2 separate regions of the Homo sapiens genome follow, and region 2 is linked to region 1. The links are chromatin loops, found by intact Hi-C in ENCODE. Cell type or tissue: heart right ventricle. All regions are shown on one strand.

What was found. A loop is a pair of places that touch in the nucleus more often than their neighbours do. Peaks named below come from ENCODE experiments on the same cell type or tissue, not always from the same donor. Only the 100,000 strongest peaks of a DNase experiment are listed, where the experiment ranks them.
Region 2: it touches region 1 in a loop (3-fold over the local background); 5 of 110 quality-filtered maps call a loop at or near these places.

What each region holds. Positions count from the first base shown.
Region 1 is chr12:70,718,605-70,721,104 of GRCh38, forward strand. The region is part of intron 6 of PTPRR (protein tyrosine phosphatase receptor type R); the gene reads right to left. It overlaps LOC124902960 (a long non-coding RNA gene), which reads left to right and starts at 592. Exons shown (of 2, transcript XR_007063361.1): 1 at 592-1,219. In heart right ventricle, a CTCF peak has its summit at 1,404 (motif pointing left); a DNase peak (open chromatin) is centred at 1,367; H3K4me3 peaks cover 928 bases; H3K27ac peaks cover 2,166 bases.
Region 2 is chr12:70,645,010-70,647,509 of GRCh38, forward strand. The region is part of intron 13 of PTPRR (protein tyrosine phosphatase receptor type R); the gene reads right to left. Among named protein-coding and RNA genes, the nearest start is that of PTPRB, 8.8 kb to the left of the region's middle. In heart right ventricle, no CTCF peak of the experiment used is centred here; a DNase peak (open chromatin) is centred at 992; H3K4me3 peaks cover 608 bases; H3K27ac peaks cover 2,500 bases.

The DNA of each region.
Region 1 (2,500 bases):
TTACCATTCAGGGTTGAATATTTGGTGGAATGTTTTAAAGAGTTAGATGTTACATTAATCCTTTGTATTTTATGTGAAGAAAATGTATTCATGCTAAAAATAGTTTTCAACAATTTAAATATTTTGAGTGTGTATATTGTAGATGAGGTGAAATGTTTACAAAACAAGGATTCAATTATAATGGGGAAATACTAGAAGAATACATAAATTTACAGATTGAAACATATTTATACCATTTTGCACATGCTTGAAATATTGTGTAAAACAATTTGAAGATAAGTCCTTTGGACTTTTTTGCTTTCGTATGTCTGAATTATCAATACGCACATTTTCCACCAATAATTCTCCATGTCAGATGAGGACATTCGGAGAAGTGTGAATGAGATAAAAACGAGGTGCTTAAGACATTCTGTTCAAACGGATAGAGTTCATTTACTGAATACTCCTGACCGGTTCCTGGAGTTCAGATCCACACCTAACAAATTCCCAAAGTTCTTCAGACCTCAGCAAGTCAAAATACGCTACGGAAATCATTTTTGACAAGAACTCTCGGGCTAAGCTTTAAGTAATCAGTATCTGGTTAGGACAGGAATCACCCAGTATCCTGTGGAGGAAAACAGCCGACATGAAGGCCATTTCAGCTTTCCCTCTTCTAATCATGCTTTCTAACCTACTGCCAATTCGCTCCTAGGCTGTCCTCGATAAGGCATGCCGTAGGATTACGGGAACCCAAAGTTCACGAATGCAAACTTCACGAGGCTGCCCGGCCCCATCCTTTCCAGAAGATCATATCTACAGCAAAACGGTGCTTTATCCTAGAAATCCCTTTTCAATCCAAATCCTAATGGAACTCCTTGACAACCCCTTGACTAAATTACATTAGTAATATAGTTCCTAACAATTTCCTTTGTTAGGAAGGGGAGCAAAAGGGCAAAAAAAAAAATCATTTTTTTAAAAAAATAATGAAAATTGCAAAGGCTTAAATACTGAAAGAATTGCTTGCCTCTACAACAAATCTGTATCATTACTAACAAGCGATAAAAGGCCTTCCGATGGATACCAAATGAGAACCTTCCAGAGGGCCACGGGCGCCCAGCTGGAAACCCCTGCTAAGAGCATCTGCAGTCTGAACCCACAGTGACTGCGCGTCTTCTCTGGATGCCATTAACAGACCTCTGCGAAGGGAGGCTTCGGCTGCTCCACGTCAGCTTTAGGATTGGTACGTGGCCCTTTCTTTGTTTATCTGATTTGCCTTTAAATCTTACAATGGCAACAAGTGTCTCAAGTAGGATTGTTGAGGACAGAGAAACAATGCTCAAATGTCCTTTGAACAAAACCAAGAGCCCACCCTGCCGACGACCCTGAAACCTCTCCTGTCTGTAAGTGGCGCACAAGCGCCACCTGGAGGGTGCAAGGCGCAACCATCGCTCTTCTCAAAGTGGAATTGGTCTGTGTTAGGCTGAAGAGATTATTTTATTTTAAAATGCTTCCATTCCTCCACTGAAAAAATTTAATATAGTCTAATTATGAATATGGAGAAGGTGGAAAAAGAAAAATCCTCGGGTGCCTTAGTCATTAGGGGAAGCAGGAAATAGAAACAAGCGTGAGATCTGGGGGCACATTACCTGGGCTCGAATCCTATCTCTGCAGTAATGTACTCTGCGACCATGGAAATGTGCTTGAATGCCTGTGTCTCCGTTTCCTTATCATTAAATTTGAGATGATATAATTTACCCACCTGAGGTGGATATGAGGAGGAAATGATTTTATATATCTGTGATGCATCTTGTACAGTACCTGGCATATAGCAACTGCTCCACAAATGTTAGGTATAGGCATAGACTTACCAAGTCTTTTCCAGTTTTTTCCTCTCTATGTAGAGGTATTGCTCTGTTACCCTGGTAATTTTTTTTTTTTTTTTTTTTGAGACAGGGTCTTGCTCTGTCGCCCAGGCTGGAGTGCAGTTGCATGACCTCAGCTCACTGCAACCTCCAACTCCCGGGTTCAAGCGATTCTCCTGCCTCAGTCTCCAGAGTAGCTGGCTAATTTTTGTATTTTTAGTAGAGACAGGGTTTCTCCATGTTGCCCAGGCTGGTCTTGAACTGGTCTCAAGTGATCCCCCAGGCTTGGCCTCCCAAATTGCTAGGACTTACAGGCGTGAGCCACCACACCTGGCTCAGGTACATTTTTCTTATTGGTACTACCACTAGGCCCTAGGATATTATCCTATATTTGAATATGCTTGATACATAATCTTATTTCACCCCACTCCCTCATCTTCGACTCCAATAACTTTTTCTATTTGGTTTCAGATTAAAGCTCAGATTTGGTTCTTCACTGAATAGGGTTTGCCTATATAGAGGTGCTCCTTAACAGCACTGCTTTCTAGTATAAGCATGTCAACACAGGTTTAGTTATTTAAAATGCATATCTTATATAAACCAGATAATCCACAAAAACACTCGTGCCATATTCCCCTAAAAGAAATGTGTTGCAGGCA
Region 2 (2,500 bases), 74 kb before region 1:
GGTTGTGAGGATTAAATGAATCAGAGCATATCAATGTCTGGCTGAAGGCTATTCACAGAATCCCCAGAAGCCCAGGGTTCTACAAAGGTGGCTGAGGACCCTGGGCAGGGCAGAGGAGGAGGATGGGTCATTAGGACTAGATGCCAATCCCAGCTTTGACCAGGGAAGTTGTGTTTTTTATTGGTTTTCTGTGTTGGTGTTCTGTGGAAGATTCTGCCTGCAAAAAGTTTTCCATTGTTCACAAAGAAGTTTGAAAACCACTGGCCTGGCTAATAAGGTATTTAGGTATTTATCTAATAAGGCTTCAAGTTTTACAAGGTTTAAATGAGAGAATCCACAAAACTCTTGGCACAGTAACTGCCCTTCAGTGAGTACTAAATAAATGCTGTGTATTATTTTTCTTATTCTTAGTTAATACGACACCTAGGGTAACCATGTTTGGAAGAGTTGTGGTTCATTGGTGTTGTCCTGGTGTCATTATCAATTGGGTCACCTTTCACTCTCAGAAGTACCTTGGTTTGGATGATAAATTATTTGTTCATCCTAATGATGCCCCATTCCATGCTGTGGAAGAAAGTCATTCCCTTTATTGCAAAAGTGGTGTTAGCCACGTGGCTTGGATTTCTTTGTGCCCACAGACTATGAAATGCTGTGTTTGGCCAGGCCAGAGAGGATTCAGATATACTACCCTCCTATAAATGTCAGATAATCTCATATCACATTAGCCCTGCCAAATACAAAGATCAGTGTCGTCTCAGTCTCCGTGCAGAACAGCACGTAGCTGTGTCAGCTGGGGGTAAACTCAGGTTAGAAAGGGAAAAAAAAATGTAGTTTTTTCCCTTTGCTACTGGGAGGGTGTTTTGAAAAAAACCTCTCCAGATGCCCAGGAGAGAGATTTGGCTTTTAACATGTTAAAATTTTGACCTTTTGTGACTATTCACTCACACATACAGAGAGCAACAGCCTTTCCTGTCGTACCGCCCAGCCCGTATCCGGTCTAATCAGTAGACAGAAGAAATTCTGCAGTGATGACTCACTTCTGGGCTAACAATGAAACTTATGCTCCTTTGCTTTTTATTATTTTCAAATCTGGAATTCTTTTGGTAAAGTTTGGTACAGTAAATTTAGAACAAAAGGTGTGGACGTTAATGTGCCTCCTGGGTAAAGTTCCAAGAGCTTGGGCATGAGTCAAGTGAGGCTACTGTCTGCTGTGCTTAGCCGGGGTCAGCTGTAAGGTGTGTCTGGCCCCTTGGACAGAGGATTTCCCATGGCTTTACACAGATGTCATATCAAGGAGGGAGAACTTAAATGTAAATTTGGCCAATTCTGACCAGGTATTTTGAACATAGACACCTTCTCCAAAATAGATGTGTTCTAAAGTATTTGTAGGTCATAAAAATCAGCATATATCAAATGATAATTCAATTGATGAGTCTAACATATTTTGAGTTCCATTTTTTTTTCCTCTGAAAATTAGCCGTTTTCCTCTGAACACTCAAGTTAACACCTAATTAACTCCAAGCTAGGAAGAAGGAAAATGTCCTGGCAGCCACTTGGAAGATTCAGTCAGCATAATATGTTTTACAAAGTAGACCTCTTGTTGTGATCTCAGGAATTATAATGTCAAGTAAATCCACACCAATTTCTAGGGCTTTATCTCCAAGTGTCCTTAAAATAAGCAAATCAAAATGTTGAATTCCTGATCTTCAAATGAGATCTTTGAAGTTCATTAATTAGAGGAATCTTTGTGATTATTTGGGAATGCAGAGAAATATGGATAAATGTAAGGTTACAGTTGATAAACCTTAGACCAACAAGCAGAAACTTTAGTTTTGAAATTATTTCAACCAGGTTTTGGAAACAAAAAATATGTTGGGGACATATATTAGCCTTGGAAATTGATGGCATATATATTCTTCTGAGATGGCTGTAGTTAAAAAAAAAAAGAAAAGAAAATCATCGAACTGAAGTGACTAATCAAAACATTTAAACAATGATATGATGCACATTGGAAGCATCTTTTTATCCTGTGTGGGAAGCCACAAGTGAGGCCTTTGGATGTCATTCCAGTTTAAGCCCTCTAAGGTAAGGATGTACAGGCAACTACAAATTCCATCCTTGACTCTTAAAAAGAAGGATTTGACAGATAATTTCCTGCTACTCAGGAAGAAAAAAAAGAGGAAAAAAAAGGCCTTGGAATAAGATATTATTTTATATGTTTCACTTCCCAGGTTCTGTTTTAAAATTCTTCCAGTGTCCAGTTGCCAATGGGATTAAAAGGAAAACGATGAGGAAAAAGTTATCTGAGGTCAATCTGCAATGGAATATGTTCCTTTCCTGCCTGCTTAGATGTCTTCTGATAGTCACGAATTGATTTGTAGTCATACTTCTGTAATATCTATATGCATGTGAAGCACTGTCTGATGTTAAAATATAAACATCATCTATAGTAATAAACTGAGACACTGCATCTCTCATGCTAAATGTGTAAATGACCTTC